Linked DNA regions of Homo sapiens: region 2 is linked to region 1. The links are chromatin loops, found by intact Hi-C in ENCODE. Cell type or tissue: stomach. All regions are shown on one strand. Each heading gives the region's core, and the rest is flanking DNA. Links, peaks and the distances in the headings are about the cores only.

Evidence for each region. A loop is a pair of places that touch in the nucleus more often than their neighbours do. Peaks named below come from ENCODE experiments on the same cell type or tissue, not always from the same donor. Only the 100,000 strongest peaks of a DNase experiment are listed, where the experiment ranks them.
Region 2: it touches region 1 in a loop (2.2-fold over the local background); 41 of 110 quality-filtered maps call a loop at or near these places.

Annotation. Positions count from the first base shown.
Region 1 is chr6:44,663,094-44,672,389 of GRCh38, reverse strand. No RefSeq gene overlaps it. Among named protein-coding and RNA genes, the nearest start is that of MIR4642, 230 kb to the right of the region's middle. RefSeq lists enhancers at 3,249-3,756, 4,775-5,283. In stomach, for the core only: a CTCF peak has its summit at 4,099; a DNase peak (open chromatin) is centred at 7,469; H3K27ac peaks cover 412 bases.
Region 2 is chr6:44,484,926-44,494,221 of GRCh38, reverse strand. No RefSeq gene overlaps it. Among named protein-coding and RNA genes, the nearest start is that of MIR4642, 54 kb to the right of the region's middle. In stomach, for the core only: no CTCF peak of the experiment used is centred there; a DNase peak (open chromatin) is centred at 3,831; H3K27ac peaks cover 609 bases; H3K27me3 peaks cover 890 bases.

The sequences.
Region 1 (9,296 bases), core at 339-8,338:
GCTTGACACTCTCCTGGCCATAATGTCTGTCTGAGGCTGGCTAAATCAGAGTGAAGCACAGGACTCGTGTTAAATATTTGGGGGTGGGGTGGGAGAGCTCTCTCTCTCTCACACTCCACAGTGTGGTATGCGGATGTGAGGCCCAGAACAATTGCAGCTGTTTTGCCACCATCTGAGAAATCAGGATGAAATGAAGCCAAATCATCAAAAAGGACAGAACTGGGCAGATCACAGAGAAATGGAGACATAGCCCTGATCAAACCATTCCTGCAAGTTGAACCACTCCTGGCCTTTCCATTGCATTTTCTAATATGTTATTCCCTTACTGTTCAAGTCGGTTTTTGAGCTAAGTTTTCTATTCATTGCAATAGAAATGATCATATCCAGAATCTACAGAAAATTGGCCTGGGTTGGTTTTCATCAGACCAGCCTCTACTAAAAGGAACTGGTTGCGGATGAGGTGAAGCAGCTGTGTGCAGGGCCGAAGGTGCAGGGATGCAAAGGGAGCAGGGTATGGTGGGGAAGTGTAAGGGAGGGGAGGGGTGGGGGGCTGAGGGAGAGGAGGGGGAGAGAAGAACTGAGGGGCTGGGGATTGAGAGTGTAAGAGACATTAGAGGAATTAGGGGTGTAAGGGGGCTAGGAGAATTTGGGAGGAGTGGAGGGTGGGGTAAAGAGATAAGTAAGGTGAGGGGTGAGAGAGCAAGGGGGTGAAGGAGGTGAGGATGCTGAAGGAGATGAGGGGGTAAGGGAGTGAAGGGGGTGAGGAAATTAAGGAGGGGAGGAGTTGGGAGGGGGCCTCCTAGGGGCCGTCCCAGGCCAGAGCTGCCAGGAGCACTCCTCTGGCTGCTGGGGACCCTGTTCCCACTGGGCAGGGGAGGCATCCTGCCTCGAGCCGTGGGGGGAACCAGAAGTCATGGAGGGAACCTGAAGTGGGAAGGCTGAACACATTGATGTAAATCGTTGCCCTCCATGTTTTCAGTTCCTTGTTGCTGAGAAATGGAGACTAGCCCTGATCAAACCATTTCTCTGCAACAAGAAAGGATTGAGCCCTGGGCTTTCAACCCTTGTTCCAAAGAACTAAGCATAGAAAGAATTCACCTGCTTCAAAGAGAGGGGATATTTTTGGAACTAAAACACTCCCCTTCCTCTTGCCTTAACCTTTTGCCCGGAGAGCACTGGGAAGCCTTGGTGAGGCTGCAGAGAAGGAAGGTGGACCCCACTGTGCACTGACTCCATCTGTGAAAATCTTGAATTACAAAGGAAAGCAGAGAAGACAGTATGATCACAAAAGGCTTCTTCCCATGATAAAAGGAGGTTCTGCAGTAGTCTTGTGAATAGTGAGCTGTCGAAGTGTCTTTAAAATCATATCTCAATTTACAGGAATCTGGCCTCATTTTACAGAATCCATCACCATTAGTAAGCAAGGCACACCCAAAGATAGGGTGCACCTAATGAGGACAAGGGCCCAAATTAGCCTTCTCTCTGGTCCTTGCCTCAGTTTCTCATTATCAAATCTGTCCTGAGGTTGTGCAGTCAGGGCCTCTCAAAACGCTCTGGCCCGCTGGACCTCCTGTCTTTAAAAAGACACACACACCTTTGTTCCTTCACCAGTGCATCCTTTTCTCAGACCTTTAGGTCATGGGAAAATGGTAGACAACTTGAAAATCTGCCCAAATCTGGCTCTGCAGCTTGAGTTATGTTTCTTAACCTCTCTGAGCTTCAGTGTACTCCTCTCTTAGTAGGTACTATGTCACAAGGCAGTTGTTGTATTAAACAAGAAAAATGCAAGTCAAAACACAAAACTTGATACTAGTAGATGTTGAATAAATTGTTTAAAGAAAAGAATACATCTGTGCAATGTACGGAAGGATGGATTGAACAAAGTGCTTAATTGCAGACAACAGAGTCTACTCTAGCTATTGACATGAAAATGAGTTTATTACAGAGTATGTGGGAGTTTGCAAAGTTTCTTGGGAGGCCCAGGAACCAAGCCAGGATGCTGCCCAACCAAAAACAATGCAGACTAGACAAATACCCAACCACACCACAGGACAATTTCAGCAGAAACTCTACACCCATGATGTTGGGAACCAGTCAGGATGGTTCCAGAAAAAACAAACATGTCCCCAGGGGATCCAATGTACCCACACTTGGCCACCACTCATGTTGCTCGCTGCCATCTTTCCTGCCACATGTGAGGCTGCCATTTGCTATACCTGCGCCATTAGCAGGTAACTCTGGCTGCAGAGAACCAACCCCTCATATTTGGGAAAGTCAGAGAGGCTGGTTTAGGCAGATGTTTAGTGAAGCAGCCTGCAGTGTTCACCATGTTGGGGCATCTCAGAACCCCTTGTTGTCCAGGTCTGGAAAGAGCCAACAATGTTGGGGGGTCCCATGCTGTCCCCACCACTGGTCTGTGCCCAGGAGCTACAGCATTCAATCTCTGTCATGCTCTTTAACCTGGCACCAACAGCTTCCCAGAATCCAGCCCAAACTACCACCTTGGCCTTGCCTTCCTCCTCTTGTTTACAGGACTCCTCTCTTTCAGGCAGCCCAGCCTACTCACTGGCTTCTGCCTCCTGAGATCCTGCAGGACATTGGGGGAAGGTGGACACTATGCATGCAGGCACACAAAGCCTTGATTTCAAGTTCCAGCCCTGTTATTTGTCTTCTAGCTATGGGACTGGGATGAATGATTTCCCTCTGGCCTTTAAATCCCTCACCTACCATTGCGTGATCATCACAACACCTCCCACTGCTGCGAGACTCCAAAGAAGGGCTAGGTGGAAAAAGCACTTGGTACATTGAAGAGCGCTCATATGGTCACTCAGAGCTTTCTCATCCTTCAAGGTTCAGCTCAAAACTGACTTCGCCGCCAACGCTGCCTGGATCCTGACTCTGTTGGGATTGTTCTCAGAGCCTGCTCAGTGTACTTGGAAATGTCCTTCAAAGCCTGCTAACTCTCATCATTTCAGGGTTGATCTGATATTTAGAAGCAACTGAAAATCATTTGAAGCCAATCCCAGTGAATTAGGTGAGTAATCAAACTGGGTAATGAAATTTTTTGGTCAATAACGAGGTGGGACGGAGTGGTTTATTTTTTTTTCCATGTGGCCCACACAAATGGACTCTGAAGGCAATTCCAAAAGAGATGCCACAAGGAACTTGAGCGATGGCAACTCCACTGGAATTGGATGGAGCCTTCCAGTGGAATGTCTTTGGAGTCCTACTCTGTTTGCTGAAAAAACACAGTCATTATTTTATAATCACATCTTACATAAACATCAGCTTTTCTCTACTGGCTTTGAAACTGGCATGTATAAACAATGTTCCCTCAATTTATTTTGAGTAAATGACCATAGTCAACAAGCAAGAATCTATAAAGATGGAATATATGTATTTGGAATTTTAGTGTTGTAATTAAATCAAACGTACAGCGAAGGTTATCTGATGCATAATTAATCATTTGCATAGTTGTTGCTATGTGGCTTGGTAATAAGGTATAAATGTTCTTTGCCTAATTTTGGCACAACAAACTCAGGCATTTTGGACGTTGGCTGGGATGGGGAGAGAGGGGGAAATGCGGGTACGGGGGATGGGGCAGGCTTAGCTCTCCAGCCCTCTCTGCCACTCCCTCCCCAGCAGGTCTCATCTGGGCACAGGAGACCGCTTGGCCTCAAGCTAAGATGTAGTTTCAAGACTGAGCCCGTGGGCCAGGACTCTGAGAGCAGTGGGCCGTGGATGCTGCCAGTTCTGTCTTCCGGAAGAAGAAAAATGAGTTAGAGGTTGGGAAGATGTTTCTGGGGCCCAGGAGGCAGTCAGCTCCTGCTTGGAAGGTTGATGAATCCAGAAGTGAATCTGGCTTGCCCCCTCTCTGGGTAGGTGACCTTGGGCTGCTTAGTAACCTCCCTGAACCTCAGCGGTTTCCTGATTCAATGGCAGGGTTCCTGGGGCATAATGAAAAACTCTAGGTGCATAGTAGGCACTCCATGAAAGAAGTCTTGGTCTCTTTCCCCAGGGACGCTGGAGGCAGGGTGAGGGTGGTGGCGGCACAGCAAGTCAAGGATGTCACTTAGCCATCTGTCGGCAGGGGTAGGAACTGCAAAGGGCTTTGGGAAGGCTGGCAGAGCTCTTCAGATGAGATGCTCCCTCTTCTCTCTTTCTCGTCCCTTTTATTATCACATATCACATTCCTAACGCCAGCATTCAGGAACAGCTGGTTTTATGGAGGCAGAGGAAAGAAGGACTCCCTCAAGAGATAATCATGGGGCATGGCTGGCTTGTGAAAGTCCCAGGGGCTCAGCGCTGTGTGGGGCCAGAGCAGGCTTAGCAGGGCAGGGCCAAGGAGGCTGAACAGTGGGCCCTGGAGGAGCGGAGTCCTTGAAGTGCAAGAGAAGGGAGGGGCCCACCTGCAGGGAGAAAAGAGGGAAGGCACCTCGGCAAAATGGGGCTCTGCTGTACCTTGTTCTTTAACCCTGTGATGGTTGACAAGCTATTTCTGTGCACTCTGAAGGGGTGCCCTTGGTTTGGGGAACTGACAAAAGGCAGACACTGGGGGATGAATCAAAGGTGTGTGGGGCAAAGGAAGGGCTTCAACTAGATGGGAACTGGCCTCCCAGATTCTGCACCATGCAGAGATCCAGGGGAACCTGGCCTGCAAATCCTGTAACTTGGCTGGGTTTTATTCAAGGTGGGCGGTCTAGTCCTGGTGGTAGGAGGAGGGAGGAGAAACACATTCAAGTTGTGTTGCTTATTAATGGGAAAGATCCTTTCTCTGGAGACACATAGAAAGAGGAAGAGGAAAACAGCCACAGGTCTGAACAGTCCAAAAAGCCGGAGCAAATGCGACTGTCAGATCCCAGCTCCCCCAACACCCCCTGTGGAGGCATTTCACAGGCCTAAAGACGACCATGACTCATCCATTAATTTGAAGAGAAAACAGAGGATGAAAACAACAGAATAGTCCAGACACAAGCATTCTTCTAATGCTTTCCATTCCCCAAACACACATTTTAAACCAGATTCCCTTGGCTTCCCAGAATGTCTTGATTTTATGCTTTCATGAGTCACTAGAGAGAATGCTGAACCCTATAGAGGGGGCAACTGTCAATGAAGTTATTGATGCTTAAGGATGGAGGTGCTGAGACAGCCTGGGGCTCCCAAGCTCTGCCAGCCTCGTCCTTCATACAGGTGAGGGGCCTGAGACCCCAGAGTTAGAAACTTGTGCTCACGCCTGCTTTCCTTCATCCTCTCCCTCTTCTCCTTCTCTTCCCTTCTTCTCCTCTTTCTCTCCTTCCTCCATTCCTTCCAATGCTTCCCTCACACCTTTTCTTGCCGTTCCCTCCTTCTCCTCCTCTGGGTTTCCCTTAAGAAGTGGGTCATCTCAGGTCACCAGGACACAGCCCCTGCCCTTGTCTTGTAAAGCTCTGGTTTACAAAAATCCCACCTGTGCCAGGAAGACCAGGCTCTGCCCAGTCTTCTTTGCAATGCAGAATAGACTTACCTGGTTTTATGAACAGCTTAACCAATTATTTTAAAAACAAATACCCATCGTGGAACACTATGTGAAGGAACATTTCTCTTTCCCAATTTAAAAGCCAGCATATTCTCCTACCGTCCGCAGCCCCTTCTGTGCCTCTCCTTCCCCAAATGCTTGCTTTGGCTTGGGGGAGAGGTTTTCGATATCTGACACCTCTTGAAAGTGTAGTTTGGCAAATGAGAATTGAAATCCACTCCAGACAGCCAGGCCTGCTCTGGGGGCTGCCTAAAAACACCTGGGTCCCTCCTCACACCCGACAAAAGCCAGGCCTCCTGTCTGAAAAAAAAGCAACACCCTGGTCTCTCCACCGTTCCCTGCCCTGCTCCATACTCAGCTGCCCCTGCTCTATGAACACTGAACTAAATTTAAAACCTTGGTACTAAAACAGGTGGTAGAAGCAGGCAGGAGTGGGCCTGGCTGGATTGGGGGCATCTTCCAAGAGTTAAGACAGAGGACTTTTAAGGCTGGACATCTGGGCTTCTTCCCTCCTCCAGCCTCCCCACCAGGCCCTGACTTGACCATCCTCAAAGCCTTGCAGATGTTCAAACTGATTTAAGATGTTCCTGGAAATGACAAGGGAAAGTGTCCAGGTGTCTTTAGCAGGTCTTACCTGAAAAGCCCCCTCTCCCCACAACCTCTGGGAAAGCTGCCTCAGTTGGTACACTTCCCTCTCCCTGGGAATCAAAACTACTTTCCAAGGCCTACATGTGGGCTGGTTTCAATAGCCCCATATAAAACAGCAAACACCCTGTCTAAAGAAAACAGTTTTTAAGGTGCAGCAGAACACATCATAATGCAGAAAACTGTAGCCCAGCAAGCACACGGTGGAATGGAGAAATGGGTAAACTGTTAAGCCAGCACAATGGTTCAGAGATCATAGTGCTGGGCCCGCTGTGGGACGGCCACTCACACAGACACACACAGACCCACACACAGAGCCGTCCCCGATCATGCTCCTGTTTGTACTCAAGCAAACATACCCCCATGGCAACGAAGGGATTTTGCATCACCCAATGCACACTTTGTTGTGCGCATTACGTAATTCATATTTGTAAAAGTTTCCTCTAGGGGTAAATTATTAGGGAGACAAAGGGAAAAAAAGAAAACAAATTCCAGCTTCTTCTAGATTGTGCTCTCAGAGAGGAGCTGTGCCGCCCAGAACAGTTTTCCACTCCCCAGCCATGTTCTTCCTTGGAGGGCGGTGCTGGCCCCAAAAAGAGTCCTGTGCTGTGGAGGGGACACCTGGGTTCTTTCTGCTTTGACTTCCTCATGGGCCAGAACATGAGGCTCCTCTCTGCACCTCAGTGTCTTTCTCTGCTGTGCAGCTCAAGTGTGGGGGCTGATGAGCACAGGAGTTCTTTGAGCATTGGTTGATGGCTTTGAATCCTAAAATGCACAAAGCTTCCATTGCTTTTGTCCCCACTTGCCCTTAGCCCAGCCCATGGCCTTTGTGAATTAGGCTTGCAGCAATTTCTTTTGGGCTGGGCTGTGAGCATTTCTCTAGGTGGTCTGCTCTTGCTGTCTGGGAAGGAAGGGGAGGAGGGTGGCCAGGCAGCCCCCGGAGACCGCAGTCTGTGTGAGGGCCACTCTGGGCCAACCCAGCGAAGCCCCTCAGTGTACCCTGGGTCACTGGGCAGGCACATACCCCAAATGGCAATAGTCTGGGAGCACAGTCTCTTCCTCCTTCTGTCAAACTGCTCATCTGGATCTAGCCTGTACCTGGGATTTCTTATTTATCTAAGTCAAGTATCTCCACATGCAGGTCTGAGGGGGAAAAAAACTGTGAGCTCAGTCGCTCTCTGGCTAAGCACTTAACTTTTCTTTGGCTCCAGACGCATGTTCCAAATACGAGGGTTTACATATAGACATATCTATTTGCAGATAATTTGTCTGAGCCCTTATTATCCTGTAATTGGGTTAAATGCTGCTGTGTAGGCAGCAGCATACCAAAGCCATTGCCGAATCCCTGCAAGGCCTCAGGCCTCCCCTCCCTCCCTCTTTCCTCCTGCAGGCCTATTGGAAGAAAAAGGTAGAAACATAAATTAAGGCAGGGAGAACATATTTCTTTCTTGGAATGAGCTATTTAAAGAACAAGCCAGATGTGCAAATAGACATTTTCCCCTTGCTCTTTACATTTAAAAAGACTGTGTATGTGTATGCATGTGTGTGTGTGTGGGGCGGGGGGTGGTGGTGAGAGAGAGAGAGAGAGAGAGAGAAAGCCTGAAACATACCATTCTCCTCTTCCTGTGGAGACCACCGCACTTTTCAATAAGAGCCATTGGTGGTGGGTCCGATGTCACCGTGTAAACACAGCGAGCCCCTTCCCATGGCAGCAGGGCCCGGCTCTGCCCTTTCTAAAAAGCTGCCCACACTGTCCTTCTCTCTCAAAGCCTTTCATCTTTCACCTCCCCGTTGGTCTCTAGGTCAGACACAGCCCTTCTAAAGGACCACCACCCCGCCCTGCCACCCCCTAGACCTTGAATGATGGGGCCTCTCTTGGAGCCCATGTTCCCAGTGGCTGGAACACATACTTTTACAGTCACCACTTGGCATCGGGACACCAGCTTCATGACTTACCAGGTTCTCTCCAGAGAAAGCACTCTTTGATATTTTAATTGTTTTATAGAAATCTTCCTAAAGCATATTATGCTTTCCTACCTTAAAAAAATTACATATCACATTGGGCATAATTTCATCAAAGACATAAAATGCAGGACAGCCCTGCCAGCCTGGAACTGGTTTGGTGTTGGGAGTCAGAGCTGGGTTGGGATCCAGAGAGCATCGCTCCCTATCTGTGACCTTAATAGCACCAGGAGTCTGTCTCCTCCCGGAGAGATGGCTTTGACCCTGTAGGGGATAGCATTCTGGGGGATGCCTTGCAATAATCCCATTGTCCCTTGCCCCTTCCTCTTTACCTCCACTGCCTTCAGGCCCTTCCCTTGCTTGCCTGGGTTACTGTCAACCACTAAGGGAGCCCTGCTTTTGCTCCCCCTCCTGTCCTGATCCTTTCAGCCAGATTAACCTTTTCCAAAATGTAAATCACATCATGTCCCTCCCCTACTTAAAACCTTCAAAACTCCCTTCAGCTCAGAGAACAAACTTCGAGTGCTTGGTTTGCTGCACAGAACATTCTCATGGACACTCTCCTGCCCCACCTGCCAGCCAGGCCATGCCCCTTGCAGGTCTGAACTGTAGAGTCCTGTTGTCACCCTTCTACCTGGCTAACTTCTGTTCCTCTTGGGCGCAACCCAGCTGTCGGCTTCTCCTGGAAGTTTTCTCAAGCTGCATTAGGTCTACCTTACTGTGCTCCCTCATTTATGGAATTTCACCCCACAGAAATCCTTCCTGTTCGCCCACATAAACTTCTTGAAGGCTGGGCTTGTGTCTTTTCCCCTTGTACTCCCAGCGCCCAGAGCAGTGGGCAATAAACAGTTCTCCCTCCATCATTTCAGCACCAACTTTCCTTCGGTCTTGCTCTTGATGACTTAGACACGTGTCCTGGACACTGATGATGGTGATTATAATTACAGCCCTAGGGGCTACAGAGCTGAGTAGGCTATTTATCTCTGCCCTAAATAGGCGCAGACCACTGGGGCTTTGAAATGGTCCCTCCACTCTTTCTGCTGTGAATTCTCACCTCTTGCTGCTGACTGTGTGTCTTACTTTATGCCCAATTATTGGGTGAGGGCCTCGCCTGTCTTAAAAATTAAATTGCAGGGCTCTGAGCTGTTTTCCTTGACAAGCAGGAGTCTTGTTC
Region 2 (9,296 bases), core at 704-8,703, 180 kb after region 1:
CATATATCGTAGACTCTGAGTTAATCACCATTATGACTCAAGAATTCCTAAAGGTAATGTCAAAAATATGTTCTTTGTCTCAAAAGGATAGGCATTATTTAAAGAGGCACTGGAAGTTGTACCCTCTCCGGGCCCAGCTCCTCGGGGCAATTCTGTACCAGGCCCAACACCATGTGCTTCATATAACTTTTATTATTTAGTCCTCACAACCCCTTGAAAGCAACTGTAATTTCTCTCATTTTGCAGTAAGAAACTGAGGCTCAGAAAAGTTAGGCTCACGCACTGGGCAAGTGTGATTTGAGCCCCTACTGGGTGCTGGCATTGTTCTAGGCTCTAGGGTTATTTCTGTAAACAAAACAGATCAAAGTCTCTGCCCCCTGGAGACAACATTCTAGCGAGAAGACAGTACTAAATATTCAGTTGGTGCAAAAGTAATTGCGGTTTTTGCCATTACTTTGAATTACTTTGAATACACCCCTATCACCCTTCCCTGCTTCTCCAAACGCTATTTTTCACTCGATCTTAGCCAAAAGGCCGAGAAGCCATCAAATGCTATTTTTCTTCATAGTATTTACCAACCAGTGGGTCAGGTTGCCAAGCTGCCACTGGTTGGCAAATGCTATGAAGAAAAATCGTTTGGAGAAGAAGGGAAGGGTGATAGGAGTGTATATAGCAAGGCAGGTGGGAACAAGAGGAGGGGCTTCACTCGGGTGTCACCTGCATCAGGACTGTGCAGGGGTGACAGTGAGAGCCATGCGGCCACGTAGAGAAGGGTGTTTCTGCAAAAATGTGCTGTAAATGCAGGGCCTGAGGCTGCACAGAGAAGCAACCATGAGGCAGGTGCCCCCAGAATAAAATGAGCAAGGGGGAGGACAGTAGGAAGTGACGTCAGAGAGGGACAAGGCTAGAGGGAGCAGGGCCTGAGTGCAACGGAGGCCTCTGGAGGGTTCTGAGCAGAGGAGAGGCACAGGCTAACTTGGTTTTTGTCAGGATCCTGCAGGCTGCCATATCTGTGTAGAAGCAAACTGAAGGGTGTGGTTAAGAGGGTGAGAAGGCCAGATGTGGTGGCTCATGCCTGTAACCCCAGCACTTTGGGAGGCTGAGGCGGGCGGATCACCTGAGGTTGGGAGTTCGAGACCAGCCTGACCAACACGGATGAACCCTGTCTCTACTAAAAATACAGAAATTAGCTGGGCATGGTGGCACATGCTTGTAATCTCAGCTACTCGGGAGGCTGAGGCAGGAGAATCACTTGAACCAGGGAGGCAGAGGTTGCAGTGAGCTGAGGTTGTTTCATTGCACTCTAGCCTGGGCAACAAGAGTGAAACACCATCTCAAAAAAAAAAAAAAAAAAAAGAGGGTGAGAAATAAAAGTGGGGGCTTAGGCTAGAGCAACAGCAGTGGAAGTAGGAGATACAGGGAGGAAAAAAGCCCAAGTGTTTCTCCTGCTCACTACTCTCATGCAACACAACACTCTGACACCAGATTCTCCAGCGGATGCCAGCAGGTGTCCTCTAATTCAATTCATTTTTGACACCATCTACCTGGGGGTAGCATCAGATCCCACAGGGTGAGTGCTCAGCCCTTCAAGACTGCCCCAACTTCAGACACCAGTCACAATTAGTATACTGTCACCCACACTTCTGACCAGCGAGTTATAAATTGCGGCTTTCCATGACCCCTTCCTTAGGTTCAATTAATTTGCTATAACAGCTCACAGAATGCAGAGAAACACAGTTGCCATCAAGAAAAAAAAAAAAGAATGCAGAGAAACACTTTACTTACTGTCTTAGTCCATTTGCATTGCTATAAAGGAATACCTGAGACTGGGTAATTTATAAAGAAAATAGATTTACTTTGGCTCATAGTTCTGCAAGCTGTTCCAGAAGCATGGTGCCATCATCTGCTTCTGGCGAGGGCTTCAGGAAGCTTCCAATCTTGGCAGAAGGAGAAAGGAGGTGGGCATCATATGGTGAGTGGGGAGGAGGTGCCAGGCCTTTTTAACAATCAGATTTTGGGGGAACTAACAGAGCAAGAAGTCACTCATTACTACGAGGGCGAGGAAGGCACGAAGCCATTTGTGAGGGATCCACCCCCATGATGCAAACGCCTCCGACCAGGCCCCGCCTCCAACATTGGGGATCAAATTTTAACAAAATGTGAAGGGGACAAATATCCAAACTCTATCACTTATGCTTACTGGTTTCTTAATAAAAGATACAGATGAACAGCCAGATGGAAGAGATGCACAGGGCAAGGCATGTGGGAAGGGGCACAGAGCCTCCATGCCCTCTCTGGGTGCACCATCCTCCAGGCACTTGGACATGTTCAGACCTCTGGAAGCTCTCCCAACCCGAGTTCTTTGGGGCTTTTTCAGGCTTCATTACACAGGCATTATTGATTGCTTCATTAGCCATTGCTGATCAACTCAACCATCAGCCCCTCTCCCTTCTCCAGAGATGGGGGTGGGGCTGAAAGTCCCAACCGTCTAATCCTGCCTTGGTCATTCTAGTGACCAGCTCCCATCCTGAGGCTATGCAGGGGCTGCCAGCCATGGGGGGTGGGGAGGACAAATATGTATATTATTAGAAATCACAATATCACAGGAAGTGATGAGGAGTGGATATATTCTGGATATAGTTTGAAGATAAATGCACAGCGTTTGCCTACAGATTGGATGTGAGTATTAGAGAAAGAGGAAAGTCAAAGATGACTTCAGGAAGTCTTTGGTCTGGCAACTGGGAAGATGGTGTTCTGGTTACCTCTTGCTGTTTACAAACTACCCCAAAACTTAGTGGCTTAAAACAAGCATTTATTTTGCTCATGATTTTGTGGGCCAGGAACTAGGAAAAAGCTTGGCTGGGTAATTTGTCTCTGCTCCATGTGACATTAGCTGGGGAGGCTGGGGTGAAGATTCTACTTCCAAAATGGCGCCCCCCACACACACACATGCAGCACCTGGGCGCTTCCTAGAATCTTAGTCTCTCTTTCTCTTTCTCCCTCCCCAGCCCCATCCCCTTCTCTACTGTCTCATCCTCTAGGGCTCCTCTATGTGGCTTGGGCTTCTCACAGCACGGTGGTCCTTGGATAGTCCCACCTCTTACATAGGGATGGCTGGCTTCCAGGTGGAAGTAGAAGCTGCCAGGCTGGTTAAGGGCTGTGCCCCAAACTGGCACCACATCACTTCTACCCTACTGTATTATTCAAAGCAGTCACAGGGCCTGGCCTGTTTCAAGAGGATGGAAAAATTACCTCTACTTCTTGATGGGAAAGTGGCAAGGTCACACTGCAGAAGGACATGTGAGATGAGGGATATTACTGTGGCCACTTTAGGAAAATACAATCTGGCACTGATGAAGTTAGCATTTTGTAAGATGGGGAAGACAGCAAGGGGTGGAAGAAGGGGAGATCAGAGCTCAGTTTTAGGCAGGTTGAGTCTAAGAAGCCCAAAGGTTACCTAACAGTGATGGAGAATGAGGTCCCAAACCTGCCTTCAGCTACCTACCAGCCCACCCACCCATCCGCGGGGCCTTTTTAGGACAATCAAGACCTCTGCAGTTGCCCTTTCAGTGGCTGAACTGTTTCAGAGAACGTTTATAGCTTTCTGCTGGGGAGGACAGGAGAATGGAAATAAAAGGGGAGATGAAGACAGCTTCCTCCCAGACAATGGCAGGCCATTTGTAGTTATCATAAACCCAGCTGCTGGCTCCATCCAAGGCCCCAGCACCAAGGTGTTGTGAGAAAGGCTCTGAGTCAATGAGAGGCAGCTGGTTGAAGCATTTCCCAGTTTTTCATATGACTCATAAATTTGTTACATGGTGAGGAAATTCCCTGAAAGCTTTTTGGCAGTCTCATCCAGTCTGACCAGTAGCTAAGAAACACATAACCTTCCAGTTAAGAAAAGGAAAGAAAACACATAAGGCTTTGACTCGGGGCTTAAATGGAGGGTCACTTTAAAAGCTTTCCTTCCACTGAGTTCACAACAGCTTTCTGGGAGAGATCAGGGATTTATTTGGAAGGTTTGTAGTTGCAACAGCCTCCAAGCTGGAGATAGATCATAGGGGTGTCTGTGTGTGTCTATGTGTATAGGCACACGCCTCGAAGACCAAGCCCCTGCCTGGGGCAGACAAAAAGAGACAGGCTCCCCTGGCAGGTCTTTCTCTGAGTGCTGAGAAACGCATGGCCTTCTCCCCAGACACACAGATGGTCAGGCCCACACCTAGCAAAGTCAGGGCCGGGATGCAGCAGAGCTGGGAAGTCAGCCCCATCTCTCCTGTCACTGCCACCGAACACTGTCCACCTTTGGGGCTCATGTGACAGAACAGAGGAGTACAGAAGCCACCGGTCCCTTTCCTCACAGCACAACTTTAGACAAACTGCCCACGGATTAGTTAGAAGCCAGGATGACGGTTACCTTTGAGGACAGTGGGACTAGTATCTAGGAGGGACACAGGGGCGTTTCTGGGGCACTGGTGACATTCTCTTTCTTGTTCTGGGCAGTGGTCAACAGACATGTTCACTTTGTACTAATCCATTGACGTGTTCACCAAATCTAGTGATTCTTTTTTCTTTTTCTTTCTTGTTTTTTGTTTTTGTTTTTTGAGACAGAGTCTCTCACTGTTGCCCAGGCTGTAGCGCAGTGGCATGATCATAGCTCACGACAGCCTCGACCTCCCAGACTCAAGCGATCCTCTTGTCTCAGCCTCCCAAGTAGTTAGGACCACAGGCATGCACCACCAAGCCTGGCTAATTTTTTAAAACATATTTTATAGAGACCGGGTCTCACTGTTGCCCAGACTGGTCTTAAACTCCTGGGTTCAAGCGATCCTCCCACCTTCGCCTCCCAAAGTGCTGGGATTACAGGTGTGAACCACCATACATGGTTCTCTTGTTCTTTTTTAGGCAAATTGCATGCTATTTAATATCTTGGCAGCATATGACTCTGTCAACCAATCTCTTCTCTCAGCTTGCAGGACATGGCTTTCTCTAGATGATGTGTTTACATTTCTATATGTGTGTGATACTTCAGTGAGCCTCAATTTGCTCATCTGTGAAATAGGGATGGTAGTAAACACCTCATGCGGGTGTGATAAGAATCAGAGACACAGATGGAAAGTGTCTGGGGCAATACCCCGACGTGGTAGACACTAGCACCGGCTGCAGCAACACATGACACCGCGTGTTTACATGTTGACCCCCTGTGATGTGACAAGATTGTCACAGTAAGCCATGGCTTCTTCCCTGCCCTCTCATCTACTCTTAACCATTATCCCCAGGGTCCTGCTAGTTATTTGGCATTTGTATGCTTTTGATGGGTTGGAGTTTCAGAATTAAAATTACTAGATCAAAGGGTTAGAAAAAGTAAAAATTTGTATATACTGGTAGCTTAAGTTGCATTAAAAACAGGAACCCTGAAGACCCAGTGAGTGATGCCAACGTCTAATAAAAAGCAGTAAGAACATCCCAGTGGAAGAAACTTCTTGTGCAAAGCAAGGAGGTCCAGAAGCAAGGAAGAGATAGAAAGGCACACAAGCAACAGGAGAACCTCAGTGAGAACAGAAGTGGTGGGACACGAGGGCAGACAGGTAACCCTACAGTTCCTGGTACAGGGTTTGGATTTTACCCGGAAGGCAGAGAGGAAGGCTCTGAGTTTTAAAATAAGTGTCAAGGCTGGAACTGCATTTCAGAAAGAAAGCAGTGTGGAGGGTGGGGATTGAGAGGAGGGGGCAAAATCAGGAAATATTTAGATCATTTTTTTAATTGTGGCAAAATATACATACAAAGTTTAACATTCTAACCATGTTCATGAGTACTGTTCAGCAGTGTTGAGAATATTCACATTGTTGTACAACCAATCTTCAGAACTTTTTCATCTTGCTAAACTGAAACACTATACTCATCAAACTCCAGTTTCCCATTTCCCCCCTTAGATCACTTTGATGGGTCTCATTGACCTAGTGGATGTAGGGTTGAAGCAGAGAGAGAAAAGAGGGGTGACTACCAGGTTTAGGGGTCAGATAGCAGTGCCATTAGATAGCAGTGGTTATATAACTGGTTAGATAGCAGCGCCGTTAACCAATTTAGGGGATACAGGATGTTTCCATTATCTATCGCACATCACAAACCATTCCAAAACTTAATGACTTAAATAGCAAAGCTTTAGGGGTCAGCTGGATGTCTCCTCCGCTGGTCATGCCTGGACTCACTCATTTGGCTGCATTCAGCTGGAGGATCAGCTGGGCTGGAAGGTCCAAGCTGGCCCCACTCTTGAGCCTGGAAGTTGGCACTGGCTGTCACCGGAGACACCTCAGTTCTTCTCCATCTCTCATCCTCCAACAGACTAGACAGCCTTCTTTACATGGCAGCTGGCTTCAGAACTCTCACAATGCCTCTTCTATCACATTCCATGGGTCAAAGTAAGCCACAAGCGCAGCCCAGATTCAGGGGGAGAGGAAGTCAATTTCATATGTCATAGGAACAGCTGCAAAGATGGTGTGGCCCATATGTAATCTGCCACATAAGAGGAGGACCAGGTTTAGCAGGAAAAAAATGAGTTTATGGTCATAGAGATGGAAGCAGAAGTTAAAATTAACTCCAGGGAAGAGATTTCCCCAACCCAAAGGGAACCATAACATTTAAAGGAATTGAAAGGAGAGGTAGGAGAGATGGACCAAAAGCTACAGAGATGGGGTATCCAGGGGTGTAGAAAGAGGACTGGGAGAAAGCTACATCCCAGAAGCTGAGAGAAGAGAGTGGTCAACAGAATCACACGCAGCCAAGATATCAAGTAGCATGCAACTTGCCTACAAAAAGAAAAAAGGATTATTAAATATGGTGATTGTAAAGACCCTAATGATCATGGGAAGAGGATTTTGGTAGAAGGCTAAGAATAGACACCAAAGTGCTCCAAATGGTGAGTCCAAAGGCACTGAATTGATCCTTGTATATCCAGGACATCTCACATGGGCACATGGTAAAAGGATGATTCTTCCCCACTGACATCAGGCTTGACCACATGACCTGCTTTGGCCAATAGGATGTGAATGGAGGTGATGTGTGCTACATCTGAGCAGAGTTTTTAAAGCCACACATGGTTTGATGATTGTCCTCTGTTTCCATCTACCTGGAGAATGGCATGTCCTAGACGGGGGCTGCTACTTCAGCCTGGATCCCAGAATGAATAGGCAGTGTCATGACCAGTGTGCAGCTGACATGGAAGGCTACTGCCATAAACCACTGAGTCATGGGGGTTGTTTTTTAACAAGTATAGCCTAGCAGCAGCTCATTGATATGGACTCAATAAGCATTTGTTGAATTCTATCAACCAGAGACAAAGTCATGGGAGCCCAGAACAAGGAGGGCTTAATTGTGACTGAGGCAATGGTCAGAGAGAGATTCCAGAGAAGGGACTATTTGCACTACCCCCTTGAAGTGTGGCTAGGATTTAGAGAGAAGGGAATTGGGGTAATGGCATATTGATGTCCTAATAATCAAGACCATGCACTTTTGGGTTCTTTTTTGATGTTATAAATTCTGCATAAAAACTTTCGAGTTCCTTGCTTAATGGTATGCTTTGGTTCTCTTTTGAAATATGCTTCAAAAACCTTCAAAAATGGCAAATAGGGTTGGCATATTAATGGCTTGGCCCAGCTTATGCACAGGAGGTCCAAATAAAATTGGAGTTTCACAGCAGAGAAAATAAAGAGGGATCTGAAAAGAGCTCCAGATTCTTGCCTGAAGAATGCTTCTCTCTTTAAGAGACAGACATCTGACACCCAAGAGAAGCTCATCCATAGAAGCTCAGCTCCCTTTGAAACACAGGCAACTAAGACCTTGCAGGAATGGGGGCTGGTTGGCAGGGCTTGATACAGCTCCACTAACAGCCTCCCTCTCCCTTCTCAGGACCTGGCTGGCTCTGAATTGCAGCAGGAAAAGGCATACCGTGAACAGGTTGGAAGCTAAACCCTCTGGAATTCAGAGGATGTGTTCCAGGGCCTTTGGTGAGCACATTTGGTGGGGGAGACTGTGTGCATGTGGGTATTCACACACACACAAGCGCACACGTTCAATTTAGCAGAGGAAGTCAAGGCAAATAGTTTAATCACAACCATCCCTTGAGGCAATTTGAAATAATTTTCTCATTAGAGAATATAACGTGCAGGATGACTAATGTTCAATCAGACGGTAGTTCCAGCCCCTCGCTCACCGCCATTACGCAGCCTCTGCCCTGATGAATGGAGAGGGCTTTCTGTCCTTCCTCTTCAGGGCTGGGATGGTGGCAAGAGTCCGGTGATGGGGAGGGCAGGGGGAAGGGAAGGCAAGGTCTTTTTTTCAAACATGAACATGAGAAATGAAATAATGAGAACCCTTAGGCCTGAGGTGGATTCAATTGAAGCTGGAGACAGCACCCCCTTTTGGGGGATCAGGATGCTGGGGCAGGGCTGTGGTCTGCAGGCTCCACTCTTGACAGAGACCCAGCTGGGAGTCTCCGTTTCTTCCTGTGCTCCCCCTGCCCCTCGTCTTTCTCCCTACTCCACCTCTGCTCTCCCCCTGTCCATCTGTCTCCCTGTCTGTCTCTACTCCAGTCTTTCCTATTCTCTGCATCCCTCACCGTGTCTGCCCCTGGCCACATGGGCCTCTGTTTCTTCTTCCATCTGCCTGTCTCTCCTGGTGTGATGCGTGTGTGACTTTTGGACTCAGAAATGATTTGGGTTTTTCTAAGAAAGCCCTTAAAAATGACCCTGGGCCGGGTGCAGTGGCTCACGCCTGTAATCCCACCTCTTTGGGAGGCCAACGCAAGAGGATTGTTTGAGCCCAGAAGTTCAAGGCCAGCCTGGGCAACATTATAGTGAGACCTGTCTCTACAAAATAAAATAAAATAAAATAAAATAAAACAATTAGCTGGGCATGGTGGCACGTGTCTGTAGTCCCAGCTACTTGGGAGGCAGAGGCAGGAGGATCACTTGAATCCAGGAGGTTGAGGCTGCAGTGAGCTATGATCCTGCCACTGCACTCCAGCCTGGGCAACAGAGTGAGACCCCACCCCAAAAAAAGTAAAAATAAATGAGAAGCCCAGCTTCTCTCATTCCAGTTCAAACCATACCCCAGGATGTTCACATTGAAAGGGCTCTCAGAGATTTCTTGGGGGCCAGGACCCAGGACATCCATGTGGGGCAGCCAGACCCCAGCATCCTGGGTCCCCTAGGTGGAAAGTCCTGGGTGGGGTCCCGTGGCATCTGGTGCAGCCCTGGCTCTCGGGGGCCTTGGGCAAGTCAGCTTCCTGATGGGCCCAGTCC